3 separate regions of the Mus musculus genome follow, and all the other regions are linked to region 2. A link is a loop called in an ENCODE intact Hi-C map of the cell type or tissue named here. Cell type or tissue: left cerebral cortex. All regions are shown on one strand. Each heading gives the region's core, and the rest is flanking DNA. Links, peaks and the distances in the headings are about the cores only.

Region 1 (6,338 bases), core at 789-5,788, 450 kb after region 2:
GTGAAGGAGGCACTGACTCCACGCCAGCGGTTAGTGAGCACAGCTGTCCCTGAACGTTCTACCTAAGTCATCTGTTGTTTGTCTCCCTTAGCTACTGGGCAGGCGACAGGCAGACACAACACCTCTAGTTTTGGATATGTGGCTGATCTACTTTCCAGCTACTTTTGGAATAAGGATGTTACCTGTGTTGTGCTGTTGTTCATGAGTTGGGCCCTGTACTTTGTGAAGGTTCTTGCCCCAGAAAGCTAGACTGACTTGTTTATGTGTACACAGCCAACACTTGGGAGAGTGGCAGGGCAGATCCTGCGTTCTGTCTATTTGTGCTTCTTGCTTTCTCTTTGACATTCACTGGAATCCAGTGACCTGATCTTTTCATTGGTACTTATTTGATGACTCCCGAGGCTTATATTTCTCACCATTTCCACCATGAAAACATTAAACCCCTAAAACACAGCACAGTCACCCTCAAGGTAAAAGCCATAACTGATTTCCTACCTTGTCCATGCAAGAACACAGCACAGTATTCAGCACATGTATGAAATTTTTTGATGGGTGGAGTTTCTTTCCAGTGATGTAAGATTACTGTGTTGCATGCCAGCATTCTGTTACTGTAATAAATGCCTGAGATAAATCAATGTAAAAAGACGAGGAGTTAATTTTATCTCACAGGTCCAGAGGTTTCAGCCCATGGCCATTTGGCTCTCTTACTTTTGAAGCAAGGTGTGGCAGTAAGTATGATGAAGATCCCCTACCCCTCATGCTGCTAGAAAGTGAGAATATGTATTATTATTAATTCTCTGGTCATACCATATATTTTGATCATATTCATCCTCCATATCTCTCTGTAACTCCTCCCAGATCCACCCCCAACTTCATACCCTCCAACGTTCTTCTTTAAAACAAAACAAAACAAAACAAAACAAAACAAAAACAAAAACAAAAAAGAAAAAACCTGTTGAGTCTAAATATACCCATATATTTTGCAGGACAAAAAACTTTTAGTTTCATGAGATCCCACTTATTGATTGATGGTTCTTTTTTCCTGGGAAACTAGAGTCCTATTGAGAAAGTCATTTCCTGAAGCTGTGTTTTGACTTGTACTCTTTATTCTTTCTTGTAGAACTGTTAGGGTTTCAGGTATAACACTGATATCTCTAATCCATTTGCTATTTATTTATGTACAGCATTAGAGAGAAGAATCATGATTAATTTTTCTACTTGTATATATCCAGTTTTACTGGCACCATTTTTAAAAGATCCTTTCTTTTTCTCCATTGTGTATTTTCAACATCTTTGTCTAAAAACAGGTGACTGTAGGTATCGGATCTTATATCAGAGCCCTTGGTTCTATCTCATTAAACTATCTATCTGTTTTTGTGTCAGTACCATACTGTTTATACTTTTTTATAAAATCACAGAACTATTAGAACATGGCCTTGGGACTTGGAAAGGGTCAGAAGAAATGAGGTTCCCAGAAGCTGAAAGTCACTTGTGGGATTCAACCTGGGGCTGTAGGGCAAGAGCTCTAAGCTCTTGTTCCAGCAGCTCTCTCAGTTCCATGGCCCTTGTTTGGTACATGCCCTCCTTAGGGTATTCCCAAGTTGTTGTAAAGCTGCCTGACTTGTCTCAGGTCTTCCGTCTAATGATTTTGTTAGTCCATGTTCAGCACCTTTAGTAGTTGTTAATCACATACTGGATAGTAACTTCTGGCATTCTAAATGTGGTCTGTGTCCTCAGCCTTTTTCCTTTTCAGTCTGATTCTCTAGGGAGTCTCCTAGCATGACCTTTTGCTTAAAACCTTCCATTCTTGAAGGAGAATCAGTCTTCTGCAGTGAAGAGCTTCCTGGTGGCTTATCTAATCTCATGTGGTTAGTCCTAAATATGTATCCGTAAAGAAACACTAAATGGATGCCATGAGATATGACTTACATTTGTATAAGCACAGACCAAAACAAGTCCATTTGTCACTCACAAAACACCACGTGTCCTTTCCTTGGCTAAGATTAGCAACTACAAATCCTTGTCAGTTTACATCACGTGGGTCTCTAGTTTGTTTGATTTTCCTATAAACTAAATTATTTGAAACCCTCCATTGTAGAATGTCCTCCACTCTCAAGTGGTATCAGAAGACAGCAGTCTTCTGCTTCTTTAGGTTTTTCCTTAACTTACCCAATCAGAAGCTGAATCATGTAGCTCATTTCTAGCCCTGCTAGCTAACACCCCCCACCCCCGTTTCTATATTGTATACACTCCCTTCACTGTACCTAGTCATCAACCTTTGTTAAAGCAAGTGTGACCTGCTGGTCCTTCATTAAATCACAGTGGCATAACACAGCCGAGGCAGCCTCAGTGCTGCACTGCTCTTACCTAAGCAGGTCTCCAATATTTCATAGGAAGCTTTTAGTATTGGGTTTATTTTGTTTTCTTGTGTGTTAGGATGTAGGAAAAATTTAAATTATACTTATTTATTTGCTTACTTGGGCTTTTTGTTTGTTTATTGATTTATTGTTGGGAAGGAGACTGGGAAGCATGCTAGTACCATTGCACCTATGAGGAAGTCAGAAGACAAGCCTCTGAAGTTGGTACTATCATTCCATCAGAAGAGTCCAGGGGACCAAACTCAGGTCATGTGCCTTGCCACCAAGCACCTTTACCCTCTAAGGCATTTAACTGACTAGTAATTTTTACTTACTCATCCTTAGTTGTATTTTTTCTGTCTCAGCATTGCATTCTAGCATGTAACATGTGGTAGTCTAATACCCTTTTTCCAGCATGTGTATCTTGGACCCACGATGGAGATGCTTCATCTGTACACTTACAAGTACTGAGAGAGTAAAATTTTTCCTAAGTAGGATCCTGAGGAGTAGGTTAGCCTAGGATCATCTCAAATCTTTAGCCTTTTTTTTTTTGTATGCCTGAAGTTTGTGCTTTTTGGAACTTTGTTAGAAAGCTTCTAATTACAAAAGCTTAACTTTACCAACTTCCTAAGATTAAGAGCACACAGGAACCACTACTGCAGACACACAGTATTCTTGGTATAATTGTACCTGCCCCATACTCAGATTCTGGTTCATGTTTTGTCTGCCCAACTCTAACTCTCACTCTGGGCGCATCTTTTTGTCATAGTTTCACTAAGATGACTCAAACCACAGTGCCAACCTCAAGAAACCGTTGGCATACACAAAGTATTCATCTGAGAAGCACTTCAGAATAGGAAGAAAGCCTTGGCTGATAGGAAAAAGTGGCTCCCACACAGGTCCTTCTGAAACAGCTAAGCTGATGAAAACTGTGGAAGATGACCCACTATGAAACATGTTTAAAAAACAAATATTTCTGAAGACTCACTATGTCTTTGCTGACAACTGTAAGCCTTTTATTCCAGACATGACTGTAAATAATATATTGTCCAATGAGTCTCTGCTCTGGATTTACATTGTGCAAATCTAGACACTGAATTGAAAAAAAAAACTTTACAAGAGATTTGCTTAAAAGAGAGCTGGCTGAGTTTCACAAGGGAGGCATTTCTCCTCTCATCTTAGTCTTGTGGGCGTTTTGATCTTATGTCTTGATGCTCTCAGAACCCCCATTCTGTCAAAACAGGCTTTCAGAAGCTCTTTGCTGAAGCCATATAAATGACTTTCCTCTTTCTTTCAGAAGAAAGATACATTTTTATTTTTAATTATGGTGCTGGGGATCACTCCAAGGGTGTGGGGAAGATAAGTACTCCAGCACGCAGACACATCTTCACTGACTCTCGGTGCCTTTCTGAAGGCTATTTCTCATCTTTCTTCTCCCTTATGAGAAACTTGATACTGTAACTTGCCAAAAGCGATTCATTTCTTCTCAGTACACTCTAAGAGCTTTAATACAGCTATATTGTATACAAACATGTCTTAAGAAAAGAAGAATAAAAGTTTTCATATTATCTTCTCCCATGTACAAAGTCCATAGGCATTATGATAATAGAAATTACTACCGAGAGACAATAAGAGAATATTCACCAGGTAGTGGTGATGCACGCCTTTAATCCCAGCACTGGGGAGACAGAGGCAGCCAGATTTCTGAGTTGGAGGTCAGCTTGGTCTACAGAGTGAGTTCCAGGACAGTCAGGGCTACACAGAGAAACCCTGTCTCAAAAAACAACACCAAAAAAAAAAAAAAAAAAAAAAAGAAAGAAAGAAAGAAAGAAAGAAAAAGAAAAGAAAGGAAAGGAAAAGAAAAGAAAGACAAGAATATTCACTCTTAAAGAAAAACTTTGAGTCTGGAGAGATAGTTCAGAGGTTAAAACACTGGCTGCTCTTCCAGAAGGCTTAGGTTCAAATCCTAGTACGCACACGACAGCAAATAACTGTACTTCCCAAGAATGCCATGCCCTCTTCTGGACTCCAAGCACACCATAAGATTCACAGACACACATACTATTTTTGTGACTTACTCAAAGTTTAAAGTTTCATGTGTGAATTATTATTCAGTTGCACACAATGGCTTATCTCACCCCAATTTATCTTCCTTTGCCTTTGGTTTTCCCTCTTTTTCCTCCTGATTCTTTCTTAAGGTTTGATATTGTGAAATTAAGACTCACTAATTTCAGAGGAGAGAGGCTGGAGGTTAAATATTATCGCCCAAAGCTGGCGATTCCTTCAACCATGCATATGTAGTCAAGTCTCCACAAGAATCCACTAGATATGACCATGCAGCTCAGTGGTAGAATGTGCAGTATGCACAAGGCCCCTGATTTTATCCCCATCACTGTAGAGAAAAAGAAAAAGAAAACCAAAACAGCATCACCCTCCATCCCCCCTCACACCACCAATAAAAACCCCAAAGTAAAGGGTTTACCACTTTTCTATTATCTCTTTCTATGCACCCTCTGCAGCATCCTTTATAATAAATGGAATTCTCTGAGCCTGTCTAGCATATTAATTGAACCCAAGAAGGGAGCTATACTAATTCTAGTTTAAAGCTGGTGAGGTGGGTCAAGTACACAGGTGAAAACAGCATAGGCTATCAGCTGGTACCTTCATGAGGAGGGTAGATTTTGGGAGCCAATGTTACCTCTTGGTCAATGGTATTAGAACTGACTTGAATTGGTGGCTTCAATGAGGATATTTTTCTTCTTACAAGAAATATCATTGTGTACTATTTAATTATTTATTACATATATTTGTGTACTTCCTTGATTTTCCACAATATGACACACTAGTCTTATCTTATATACTTCCCATATCAGTCTCTGAAGCAACCTTTCTCCAAGGAACTCTAGTCCCATATAATGGAGAATAGAACCCAAAACTAAGACCTGGGTGCTATATGTGCTCTATGCCTCTAGACTCTTTTTCCTGAAAAAGCAAGGAAGCTCAAATATTCACAACACTAGTATGTTCCCACAAAGCTATCACTATTTTATGCTATCAACCTATATGGAGCTAAGTATGACTTAACACCGACTCTCCAAATTGAATCTATCATCTGTGGCTCATTTTAGCCTCATCCCATTTCTTACACTGTCCTTTCATCTTCTAGAGTGCCTTGGTTTAAATCCAAACACCCACAATTGTAACTAACAATTGTCTATAACTATAGTTCCCAAGGATGCTATGACCTTTTCTGGCCTCCAAGGGCAGCAAACAATATATATGTTGCACAGACATGCATTCAGGTAAAATATTCATGCACATAAAATGAAATAAAACTAAAAAGAAAAATGTTGGCACACCACCCTCCTTAACAACTCCTTAATAACAATGTTCATGAATGCAGTAACTTCTTATTTAGCTAGCACCTAATCCACTGGAATATAATATTACAAGTACAACATTTATAATATCACCATGCAGAATACTGAACCTCTTCCAGATGTTTATGCCATGAGCCTTACCTCTTCCATTCATTTCTACAATGATTCAGGGCAGTGGTTCTAGCTCTCTGCAGTGATGTGACATGTAGGATTGGCTTTCTTTTATCATGGTGCACTTTCATCCCAAAATCTTGGATATCCTATGTATTTTTTTTAATTCACCCAAATTAAAGTTCTCTGATCTAAATCACTACATATCAGTTTAACACATTCCTTATCATTGCATCATACACAACCTTGTGCTTTAACTAACTTCCCTAGGTCTGAGTTGGGAACAGAATGTTAATCCTAGCAACCAGAAACTCTGTTGGCTAGAGATTCCAAGCTACAGTCCTCAACAGGGTGCCTGCCATTGTTTATGTGAGGGACAGGGCTCTCTGGATTCTAACATTATATAGATAAAGCAAGCAGGCCCTAAATCAATATTAAAGCATGCAGCCTCATGCGAACTGCTTGGGAGTCTTAAGTGACTCCTCCATTT
Region 2 (6,338 bases), core at 431-5,430:
AGAGACTGAGCAGCCTTGAAGAGATGTCAGAAAGGACATTTGGAAAAGACAAACAAAAACAGAAACAAAAAACAAAAAACCCAAACAAAAACTCAATTTGTTCCTTCTAAGTTGATAGGAAAATAGATACAGAGGCAAATTAGAATTATCCTAGAAATTTTTCTAGAAATTATTCTATAAAAATTGGCTACTCACACAAGGGAGTTGGTCTCTACAGGTTCTATCTACCCCGTCTCTGTGCATTTCCGCTAAAGTCATCCTGTTGGGTCCTGGGAGCCTCTTGTTTCCCTCATCTCCCACTGCTACATATTTTTATTCTATTTCCTGACCCTCTGTATCTCTCTCCCATCCCCTCCAGTACTTAATACTGACTCCCCCGCCCTTATTTCCTCCTTATGTAAACCATAATTTGTAGGGGGTTGAGAAAAACTCTCTAAGGTCTACATGTACTTCATTTCTGGGGCTCAGCATTTACATTTTTACACCCTGCAATGCTGAGTGAGCTACGAATGAAAAAAAAATTAAATGGTAATTAAAATAAATGTTAGCTATATGCATATGTATGTATATTCAAGAAAACCTGGGGAGTAAGAAATGGTATTCTTATTCAAAGAGATCTCTCTGGAGCCTCTGACTGGGACCTTCTTCTCTGGTGAGTTCCTAGCCCGCCCGAGGAGAGGGAGAAAAGAGAAAAGGGGAAGCACTGGAGGAGGGAGGAATGAATCAATACAGCTTCTGCCGCATACCAGCAGGAAAGCTGCAGACAGCAGCCCCACGTGACCAGCCCTCTGAGAAAATGAAGCCAAAAATAGCTCAGAGCCTCACACTTCATGGCTGGCAGAGGCACGATTTTTCATCCACCGTTGGGAGTGGTGTTCCAGGGGCTCTGAGCATAGCAACGAAAAAAAATCAAAGCAGCTCAGCAGCTTTGGCTTATTCTAATCTGTGCACTAGACAACAGCAAATGCTTGGGTGTTTTCTTAACTCCAACGCCCATCCACAAAATCTGTACTATGTTTGTGAGGATCACAAGATAGCCCTTGGGGACGTTTATCAGGGGAAGGATTTCTGGGGCAGGCTCCCAAAGATATTCTGCCTTGTGTGCAGAGAGTGCTGGAAAATACAAGATGCCCCTGGAGTAGGAGAAGACAGCTGTACCTTTAGATGTAGCCAAAAATCCAGCCCCCTTTTCAATACAGAAGAATATTATATTATAATCATAGATTTCTTTGAAAGCAACAAAGCAATGTATGTCATCTTAAGCAATAAATTATGATGGCTTGCTTCCAGGGCATGATTCCAGAAAAAAACCCAGAGGAGGGGATTTTGATAATCTTACAGATTCAAAAAAGTTAAAGGTTATATAGCATAAGAAACCTTCTTTTATAAAGCTACTTTAAAAGGCATAATGTAATAATGTATGCTTAGAAAATCCAGTCCACTAATAAGCTGGTAGACGCTGTGCACTTATTTGTTTGTTTGTTTATAAATAAATAGGTCCCATGAAATATGTATGTTTCCTGTTGTGCAATGGCACTATTTAATACACAGATGAAAACAAGTTTTGACAATCATAAAAAAAAAACACCCTTAATTAACCATGAAGAATACAGTTTCCTCTCTCTGGTGTTCTCAGAAGGATCCTTACTCACTCAGGGATAACAGGAAGACAATAAACACCTGAAAAATGAACAAGCAGGTGCCATGAGGAGGTAACTGCTATGGAGGACATAAAGCATGCACTCAAGGGTGCAAGGTCAGGCCTGGGAGCATTTCTAGGGAGGCTAGTTGAAGGGTTAAAGGCAGCTCTTCTAGAGCCTGAAAGCTGGAAGAATGTTGTTTTCTCTGAGAGAAGGCAGGGGCTAAAAATAGCAGGACTTTCCTCTATGAAGTTCAAGTCTGATGTGTTTCCCACTCTTGTGAGCCATAACACAGGACAGAGATTTATGACCACCTGGGCTCTAATGGGTTATTTTGAGCTTCCGAGTCAGGGCAGACACATTTGTTGCGGAGCTAATTTTATAGGGAGATAAATTCTCAGACCATCTGCCAGGGAAACATGCTTTGTGTCAGTTAGCCATGGAATGAGAAGGGGGAAGACCTGCAGGCTGATTTCCCAGCACATGCAGCTTTTCTACAGGCACTGGGGAGTGTTGGGGGAGAGGTAGCTCTGTGCCAGAAACTTCTCTGTGAAAAAGTATAAATAAGAGCCAAGATAGGTAGGGCTTCCTGAGTATCGGCACGGTACAGCTCCCTCTCTTGTGAAACAGCCATTGAGGTATAGTTAATGACAACCAGAAAGACAAAGCACTTCTAGCAGAAGGGTCTTCATTGTGCACCCCACATTCTCCTTACCTCTGAACAGCTCTGGTAACTCCTCACATCTTAGTTTGTGCAATGAGAACTCAGAACAAGGAATTGGGCTCAGCAGCTGGACGATACCTTCAGCCTCCTAAGTAAAGGTGATCATGACTCCACAGTGGACAGAGATGTGAGGCCGCAATCCTGTTTTGAAGTGCTTGCTATGCTTTCTGTGACTATTTCCAGTGAAGAGTTTATATAACATTCCCAGCAGGCTTTGATAAGGCTGCCATAGTCAGCAATCTCACAAGTAGTAAAACACTAAGATGTCCTTTCTTTGTGTTTGAATAATATGTGGATATTAGTGCTTCTCTTTGGTGTGAAGTACATTTTTCACTGGGATTCTTTACTCTTTTTCAGGCACCAGGCTAGGATGCCTTTCTACTTCATGAGATTTAGCAGTCCTAAAGTTATCTATACAGGAAGTTGCTGATGGAGATGGGCCTGACCATTTTCATTATCTTTTGCTTCAAGATTTTGCAGGAAAAAGAAGAAGTTGCCTGTTTCCTGGACAATCATTCCCCTTAGGCTTATGAAAAGAGGGTAGTGATGAGTATTGATAACCATTCTCTGGCCTGAGACACTCTGTCAAAGCTGTCAACGTAGTGTGCCTGGCCATGAGGCATCTAGTATCATGATATGCTAGATGTGCTGGGGAAGAGAAGGCTCACATTATGTTTCCTCTGGGTTTCTGGATAACAAGTCAAACCTGTCCTGTGCTCCAGGGCCTTATATTCTAAGTTGGGGGCAAGAATGACAAATCTTCCATAGTAGTAGCCACTATGGCCACCTACAACCCAGAAGATAGGAATACTAATTATTCATCCAGACCTCAAGCTTGTGTTTACATTTTGACCCAGTAAGAGAAAGAGCACAGATGATTTTGTCAGGAGGCCTCAGGTGTTTTTCATATGATATGTTTATAATAAAGAGCTGAGTTCTTCAAATTAGACAAGTAGCCAACATCCCCTCCTTTATTTTATTTATGGTGTTCCTGGTCAGGTCTTTTAAAAATCTGTAGTCCTATTTTAAAGGAATAGATGTGCTCAGTCCTAGAAATTCCTGTGGTTAAAAAAAAAAAACCAAAACATGGATTTCTGGAGGATGTTTGAGAACGCAGCCTTGCTAAAAGTTGGTAGAGATATTAAGGATGTACTAGTGAGCAGGTCTGCTTCCTTTTCCTAATCCACAAAGAGTAAAGAAAGATAAGGACCAGAAGGCACTTTAATTTGATGAACACTTGGAAGATTGTATGCTGCTTTAACCAAGAACCAAATTAACTGAAAATCCTAGTTACAATGCAAATCTAAGAGTAGCCAAAAATTTGCCGTGGCTGGAAATAGTTACTAAACTCACAGGATCCTCTATGGGTTGCCATGAACACACCACTCAGGTAATATTCTGTTTTCTTTGGCAAAGCTGGAGGTACACTGTGTACTAGTAGGGACTGGGCTCTGAAAGGAGGGTTTTATCCATTCCATCTGGTGTCTGAGCCATGCCACCAACTTTCCAGTGAAGACTTGGAGTTATGCTTCTGTTAATGGAGGCCAGAGAAAAGCTACAGCAGTATAATTGTGCTGAAAACACTTGTCACTTTCATTTTCTCAAACACTGACCTTGAGTCAGGTATAAACCAAGTTTAAATTGCTCAAAAGAGTTTTCATGCCTTAAAGTGCAAGCACAAGAAGGGATTTATTTAGTGGAAAGCATCAGGCTGACATACGAGAACTAGCTAAGCTGACATGGTAAAGGAACTGTGGCAAGCAGAGCCGCTGGAATGATCTAAATGTGTGTAATTATTGTCCATGTACCAGAAAGGTCAATATTGTGCAGGGCAGAGGGACCGCAACAGAGATCTCCATTCTGAAAAAGATCAAATGGGGACTTAGAAGAAGGCTAAAGGCCGAGATTATTTTCGTTACAGTATCCTTGAAGGGTCAAAGGCCAGCAAGAACAAAGTCCTGATCTACAAATGTACAGGCCCTTAATTGTGAGATGCTTGCCCTCAGTGTGGCTTTGCTGCAGTAGCAGGTTGCATGTTGAAGTAAAGTTTATATACCTGTCAGGAAATGGGTCTGGATAAGAGTGCTTATTTAGTAGAGATAAGAAAAGCAGGACAAAGGTGAAACTGGGTAGAGGCAGGTACACCGTATAAAAGGCTACTTACACTGTAGGCCCAATAAACCCGTGGGTTCCTTCATGGAGTCATGGGTGCAGGCCAGGTCACCTCCCAGCCAGTGAGAGCCAGAGTCCCCAGATCTCTGGGATTGCTCTTTTTTTGGAGGTTTTCACCCTGCTCCTCTCTGCACACTTCCCACTCTACCTCCCCTGGCCTGGCCTTGGACCACCTAATTTTGTTTCCAAAGGCTAGCAACTCTCTATTGTAGTAATGTCCACTGTACGCCACACATGCTTACAGTTGGTCCTATATTCCAGTGTTGAGTACAGAAGCAAGTTGTTCGTCCTCCCAATCCTGCATTTACCTTCCCTACTCACCACCTTTTTTTGTGAATTTCTGAAAAGGATCTGGCTTTATTTGTGATTATGTTTCTTTCCTCCATAAATTTAGTTTAATATATTTTGGAGCTCTGTAATTAGGGATATGTCATTCAGGACTATTAGACACCCCTAAGAGACTGAGCCCTTTACAGTGTAAACTAACTTTATGTTCTCAACTCTACTTTGTTCAATACTAGTATCACTTTTCCTACACAGATGATTTTCCAACATTCTACTTACTTGCGTCTTTATTCTTCACTGACCTGTGCATTTGTTTTTCATAAATTCATTTTTGAAATCCTTTTTATTAAACCTTTTCATTCACTTAATTTCAAATTGTTCATGTAATTGCTTTAAGAAAGTGTTTTGTTATTCCTTCCCTTCCCCTTCCTTTCATTCTCTTTTCTCTTCTCCTCTTCTCTTCTCTTCTCTTCTCTTCTCTTTACTTTTCTTCTCTTTTCTTTTTTTCTTTTCTTCTCTTTTTCTTTTCTTTTCTTTCCTTTTCTTTTCTTTTCAAAATACAGTCTCATGAGGCTCAGAATGTCCTTAAAATCATATACCTCCTGTCTCAGATTCCTAAGCTCTGGTATTACAGTCAAACCCCACCATGATTGGCCTGTTACTTCTTTTCTGCCTACCCATCCCTTGTTCCTTGACTGCTACCTTTTTAGTCAGTCTTTTATAGAGACCTATATACGTCAAACAATTGTTAGATTTTCCGTGTACATTTTCTTTTTAAAGAAGCTATACTTCTTTGTACTGTAATTAATTTTAATTTTATTGTACATCTACAATTTTCTCCTTAAGTATCAGTCCAAATATTTTACCACATGGTGACTGCTAGAGCCTTATTTTAACTTAGAAAAATGTAGTTGTGATACTACACAGTTCAATATGAAATTACAGACTACATAGAATACATATATTTATAAAAGGGGATTTGTTAGACTGGCTGACAGGCATAATGTTAAAAACTCACAAAGGATGTCTATAGATGTTAAAAAAAAATATGAGACGCCTGAGAATGAAAGGATCAGTAAGGTGACCTTAGTCTGGAACCCTCTAATGGTATGCTAGGGAGCCTGCAACCTGATGTCTATCTACGCTGGTAATGGCAGAAACTGTCTACAGTGGTAATGGTAGAAAAGTGCACCTGCTTGTGAAAGTGCGCGTCACAGCTAACTGCCCCTTCCACTTCCTTTTTATTCCAATATCAGAGGACCCATTGCTTGGTTGCCTGGTGGGGGTGCTGAATACCTAAGAAGGAAACACATGGTAGAGCTCACTTAATGAACCAAGAAGCAAAAGTAGGACCTGAGCTCCTACAGTCCCCTTCTAGGGCATGTTCCAGTGATTTAAGGACCTCCTACCAGACCCCACATTCCCCAAAGTACCCCTACCTCTGTACCTGCTTAAGAAGCAATCAGAACACAAATCATGGTGTGTTGTCACTTACAACACAGGGAAGATAAGACTAC
Region 3 (6,338 bases), core at 789-5,788, 72 kb after region 2:
AGGTAAGAAGGAGAAGAAGGGGAAAGATAATAAAGGAGAAATATGGAGTCAACAACTCTAATGAGCCCAGTGAAACCGAGGGATTTGTTTCTTTCTCTCTTTTTTTTTCCAATCAGCCTCTGGTCAGGTTCATTGGATTTTCTGTCAAGTGTCACAAAACAAAACAAAACAAAAAAAAAAAAAAAAAAAAAAAAAAACCCATTGAGCTGTCTTTGCTCATATGCATCACTGGAAAACCAGGCTGAAACATCACAAAAAGGATACATTTAGTGCTGACATCAATCCAGGTAAATTGTATTCCATCACAACAATGTATCACAATGTATCTCCCTGAACACAATATAGCCATAGAGGAAATTACTCAAAAGTCACATTTTAATGTTTCCTATTGTGCCCCGTGTACCTTAAGGAGGAATTATCTGGCAATACTAGCCCCAGTACAATAGCTAATTTTGAAATATTTAAGTTTTCATTTATTGTGAAGTACTAGGATTTGAACCTCTGGTATTACAAAGGTGGTCTACCACTGAGCTCCGCCTTTGGGTCATGGAATGCCATTTACAAAGGCTTTTCTTTTCTTTCTTTCTTCTTCTTCTTTTTTTTTTTTTGTTTGTTTTGTTGTTGTTGTTGTTTGAGACAGGGTTTTTCTGTGTAGCCCTGGCTGTCCTAGAACTCACTCTGTAGATCAGGCTGGCCTCGAACTCAGAAATCCGCCTGCCTCTGCCTCCCAAGTGCTGGGATTAAAGGCGTGCGCCACCACCACCCAGCTTACAAGGGCTTTTCTTAAAGTCTCTTAGTCATCACAAGTCTCTCTCCTTTACTGAAATAGCCTTGCATTCCATTTGCAGAGTCAGGCTCTACTTCAGCTTCTAGTGTTTATTTAAAGCTTTATGAATTATGGTGACACTAGAGGACTGCTTTTTTCCCATAGCAGACACTGGCAGATACAGCATACAAGAGGGCCATGAAGGGAGTAGCCTCTGAAGAATGCCAGGATGAATTTTGGCATACAAAGAAGGTATGACTTAAAATATTCCATTTCTGTTTATTATTCATTCTCACTAAGGAAAAAAAAAGCAATATGCACAGCTTGAAAACAGTAGGACATTCTGTCCCCAGGGCTTCATTACTGCATTTGTAATGCTCTGTCCCAACCATGTGTCTTGGGAAGCACACATGCCCAGGGCCCAGAATCTTGTTTCATCTGGAACTGGGGAGGACTTTAAAACTGGAGGAATCTTCAGTCTATTAGGAGCTGAACTGCACTCCTCTCGTGCACAGAATGCACGGGTTGAGGTGATAACCTTCAGGAATACAGAATGTGCTTGTGTTTGGAGACAGGCCCTATAGACAATTAATTAAACTAAATGAGGTCATGAGGCTAGGCCCAATCCAATAGCACTGGTGCCCTTATAATCAAAAGCAGATATGACACAGGCACATGGAGTGAGGGTAGGTAGGGCAAAGATGAGTCTATAGGGGAAAGATACCCATGGGAGAAGTCTCAGGAGACATCAATTAAACTGTTGATCCTTTCGACTCAGACTTTCCGTTTTTAGAACCATGAACGTGTCTGTTGGTTCACCCTGAAGTCTGTGGCAGCCCCAACAAACCATACTAAGGCCACTTCAGTTTCTCATTTAAAATGTCTCTCACCCTGGAGATGGAACTCAGTGGAAGAGCACCTGTCCAGTCTCTGTAAAATCCCAGCATAGCTGTCCAGCCTATATGAGACCCTAGGCATCTGTCTAGCATATGTGAGACCCTGTGTACAGCCTGTATGAGACCCTGGCACATCTGTGCAGCCTATGTGAGATCCTAGCACATTTGTCCAAAATATGAGATCCTAGGTGCCTGTCTAGCCTATATGAGACCCTAGCACATCTCTACAGCCTCAATGAGACCCTAGCATATCTCCCCAGCTTCCGTGAGACCTTACCACATCTGTCCAGACTATGAGAAACCCCAGGTACCTGTCGAGCCTATAAGAAATCCTAGATCTCTCTCCAGCATTTGTGAGACCCTAGGTACCTGTTCAGCCTCTGTAGGATCCTAGGTCCCTATTTAGCATGTGTGACACAATAGACAACTGAGTATGTGGGCAATTTTGTCTGTATCTACCTCTTCTGTTTTTATTTTTTAATTAGTTTTGTTAACTTTCAACTTTTTTCTAGGGACTGGGCCCAATGTCTTGATTACACAAGGAACATGCATTATCATGAGCCACACCCACAGCCAATACAAATGAATTTTGAAAGTCTCATTGCTTACATCAGGGTCAGCATGGTCAACCTAGTAACAAATATTTGATAACACAAAAATATCAGGGGTTGAGCTTGGGCAGTGCTCCTTCAGAGCTCTGCTGGGAGAGTTTTTTTGTTTTTTGTTTTTTTTTAAGAATGTATTATTTTTAGTTATGTCTCTGTGTGGATATGTACTCATGAGTGCAAGTGCTCTCTCATGACAGAAAAGGGTTTCAGATCCCCCTAAAGCTAGAGTCAGAGCCTGAATGTGGATGATGGGTGCTGGATACTGAACAGGGGTCTTCCACAAGAGCAGGACATGATCTAAATTCCTGAGCCATCTCTCCACCCACCTCAGTTTCTACACCACTGAGAAGTTAGCATTCTTAAGGGTTTGACCAAGGTCAAAGAGGCCCTGCAATAACTAGAGCTGCCTTGTCATCGGAGACACCCAGTTTCACCAGAGATAGACACTTGATGTTGCCTTAAAATGAGACCATACTATATCTAATACACCAGTAACTGTGCAGTAGATTCTAAAATTTCTCTAAAAGAAGGAGGATGATCGTGATGGCTGCTCAGTGTTACAGAAGCAGTAATTCCTACAAGGGTGATGCTCACATGCACAGACCAGCCTTGAGCTGAAGCTGCAGCCTTCAGCAATTTGGCCACAAGAGGGCAATAGTCTGGGATTCACTGCAACTGACTATAGGGAAGGTTCCGCCACTGGATAGCAGTTGCTACATAGCTCCCTGGCTGTGTAATGCTCCAAGTGGCTGTTCTTCTGATGGCTCTGAATGTTCAGTACATGAAATAACATAGGTGGACCTTACTAGCTGGAAAGAAAGAAGTGGCATGGCGATGCAGCTGAGAGTCCTCTTCCCCTTTCCTTGAACTTGCAATTCTGCTAGAAACTGCATCATTCTATGAAGCAAAGTCATCAAAGTAAGTGCTACTCCTTTCTTTCAGAGACACCCGAAGCCTCCAAAGCAGGGTATCTTCCTAATGCTCCATCCACTTCTTTAAAGCTGATGATTTAAAGTATTCAGGAGGATCAAAACACGTACTATGGACATGTGTGCTATTCCTGACAAAGGACATGAGCACCTGCAGATTTTTATATCCTCAGGATGGAGGTGGGGAACCTTGGAACCAATTCCCAACAGTAAACTGGCATTTCACACTTGCATTAATTAAATTACTCATAATTATTCAGTGAATGCAAAGCAGATTTTCTGCATCTTACTACAGCAGTAGTGGCAACCAAAAGGACATTTCCAGTTCACAGAAGTGAAATAGGCTAATCTTTAGGCTTAGCTGATGAAGTGTAAGGACTGCACAGGTGCACATTCTGTGCCTCCGGTACAGCACTGCCTACAAGAATCTTGACGAGCTACGAGGTAGAATTAAGAGGGAGACCTCCTGTCAAGGTCGTTTCATGACACTGGCCCTGGTGAGAAGGGATGCTGTGTGCAGCAGCACCTCCTAGCTGGCCAGAACCACTGCCTACTTCTGCAATAAGCACGTTTGGAAAACACTTCATTCTGTTCTATCAGGACCCTATCCCGAAAACATCCTCACTATCACTTGTCAGAACAATCCTAGGCCAAAAGAAACTCCAGGTCCTTCCTTTACCTTCAGTCTGTATGCCACCTCTGGACATCAGCCCCTAAATGTTCGCTGCCTGGAACAATGTCTCTGACTGGTTTCCTGTATTATTAGGTCTTAACACTTGCCATAGGCTTGGGCCAGGCTAGCCTGAGCACAGAAGTATTTTTCTGCTATTTCCTAGAAACAAAAACATATTTCAAGACAGTGGTGAGAATCTGTCAGGGTAACTATCCTGACCACCTTCCCTGTCCTCATTCCTGCCCCAGTGATTGGGATAGCTCTCCTCGCATTCTCTCTCTACGAAAATGGATAGCTGCTCTGGTACCTAAGCTGCTGTCTTCCCAGGAACTTCTGATAGCATCCTAAAGACAGCAGGCAAGTGCCACTGTTTGGAACTTGCACAATGCCCTCCATCTACCCCAGGTATACACACACAAACACGAACACACACAAAGACAGAGACAGAGAAAAGGAGGAGAGAGAGAGGGGGGGGAGGGAGAGGGAAAGGGAGAGAGAGGGGGGAGGGAGGAGGGAGAGAGGGAGAAAGAGAGCACATGCATATTAGCCTCCTGCTTCTCTGGGAAAGGCTGAGAAGACCTATGGCTCCTTCACTGGACCACAGGTCCCTTGAGAACAAGAACTCTGTACCCCATGAGCCACCACAGAACTTGATGTTTAGGGATGGTCAAGAGGTAATGCCTGCTTATGTTCCATACTCTTCTGCATTACCACAAACCTCTGCAGTGGACTCATTGGGGATAAAGAGGTAGAACGCGTATTGACTGCTGTTTGTCAACAGTAGACAGGCTTTGCCTGGCACTGGGGAAGGTACGACTGTTAAGAGGCTACGAGAGATTCCCCATAGTTCCAAACACCAAAGCCTTTTCTTTTACAAGGCCAAGCATGTTTCATCTCAAAAAAAATGTAAGATGATTTCTCCACAGCCTGTAATCTCGTTCTATATCTCTTGACAGTGTGTGAAAAATACTGATCTAATTTAGGCAAGCATTTTAACCCAAATTGATGAAGTAATTACCCCATTCTACTTCTGCACTTGGAAAGCAATCTGTGCTGCACACAAGCCTGGCAGTGTTGCGAGATTTCCCAGGAGGCCACTGGGCCAATACTATACTAAATGAGTGGGTGAACCAATGAGTGGGTGAACTTTGCCAGCATTGGTTGGACTAATCAAAATCTTCAACTTGTTAAGGAAGTTATGGGTCCAGTCCATTATGGCTCCTCTGACATGTAGGAGGGAATTCAAGCCTGTTTGTTAAATAGGTATGTGTTCAGATGACATTCCTCCCATTTAAATTAAATTTAATATACCACAATTGCTGTGATGGTGCTATTTAAGGTACTTCTATTATGCTCATGCATACAAGTGACATAGTATATGTTCTGGTGGGTCTCACAGTTCTATGTGGGTCTCACCATTTCCTGGCATCATCATTTCCAGGGTATCAAAGCAGATGCCCCAAGAAGAGCATCAGGTCCTTCTTCAGGGACAACTTCACACATGTCCATACCATTGGGGGCCTCCAGGAAGCCCAACATATCTGATAGGTATTGAGGACGAGAGTCTGGGTCTTTACACATTTCTCTTCTAACTGCAAATTTTCTTGTCATAAACCCAAGTATTAGAGATTAAAGGGACATTTCTTTGAGAGTAGAAAGCCAGCTTTTCCCTGATTCCGTTCTGCTTGTAGGAGCCGTTCCCTCCTCTCCCTTCCCACCTTTTAGTCCTTTGTTCTCTTGCCTCCTGGCTGGTTCACAGCCCAGAACCCTAGAAGCTCCATTTAGATGGTAGCAAAAATCAAAAGGCTCAGAGTACCGTGCTTGAGCCTGAATTCTCAAAATCAAAGCCTTTCTTTCCCTCTTGGCCACAAATACTTCATGCTGCTTTAGTGGGCCAGTTGTCAGCAGAACCCCACATTACCTTTTATCAAATGTGTTTAAGTGCATCAAAGACTGATTGTGCATTTAGATAGCAAGTAATGAATGCTGTTTCACCCAGTCCTGAAATGAGGGCTGTTCTTTAAGATAGCTGGCTTGAAAGAGTCTGTACTTATTCCAGCACGGTGCCGCCGCAGGAAGCACTCTGCAGTGGCGCTGCTGAGCTAAACTGCACAGCCAGGGCACAAGTCCAGGCTCTACTCTGTTCTGTCTCACAGCCAATAACTACTTTGTGCCTCTTCCATCACTAACAGTGGCAGGGATGACATTAGCAAAGACGGGCTGAGGTCTGTGACCTACGTGTCTTAGAGACCAGTGAGCCCATCGCCTGGTGCGAGAAAAGGCTATCCTGCTGAGACAGACCTAGGAAACACCCGTGAGGTTGTTTTGTTTGTTTGTTTGTTTGTTTTCTTTTTCTTTTTGTTTCTTTTTTTTTTTTAAATGAGGCCATAAAGAACTGCATCCCAGAGAATAGCTGAATTGAAAGGAAGATTTCTAGGACCCAGAGACAGAGGGACAGGTACCTAG

What was found. A loop is a pair of places that touch in the nucleus more often than their neighbours do. Peaks named below come from ENCODE experiments on the same cell type or tissue, not always from the same donor. Only the 100,000 strongest peaks of a DNase experiment are listed, where the experiment ranks them.
Region 1: a loop joins it to region 2, with 2.2 times the contacts of the local background. A loop is called at or near these places in 2 of 42 quality-filtered maps.
Region 3: a loop joins it to region 2, with 2.4 times the contacts of the local background. A loop is called at or near these places in 6 of 42 quality-filtered maps.

The regions. Positions count from the first base shown.
Region 1 is chr7:58,389,797-58,396,134 of GRCm38, reverse strand. No RefSeq gene overlaps it. Among named protein-coding and RNA genes, the nearest start is that of n-TEttc7, 6.3 kb to the left of the region's middle. In left cerebral cortex, for the core only: no CTCF peak of the experiment used is centred there; a DNase peak (open chromatin) is centred at 3,583.
Region 2 is chr7:58,838,723-58,845,060 of GRCm38, reverse strand. No RefSeq gene overlaps it. Among named protein-coding and RNA genes, the nearest start is that of Gm39019, 110 kb to the right of the region's middle. In left cerebral cortex, for the core only: no CTCF peak of the experiment used is centred there; DNase peaks (open chromatin) are centred at 806, 2,004 and 2,499; H3K27ac peaks cover 2,777 bases.
Region 3 is chr7:58,767,049-58,773,386 of GRCm38, reverse strand. The region is part of intron 2 of Atp10a (ATPase, class V, type 10A); the gene reads right to left. Among named protein-coding and RNA genes, the nearest start is that of Gm39019, 39 kb to the right of the region's middle. In left cerebral cortex, for the core only: a CTCF peak has its summit at 2,890 (motif pointing right); DNase peaks (open chromatin) are centred at 835, 2,905 and 4,955; H3K27ac peaks cover 918 bases.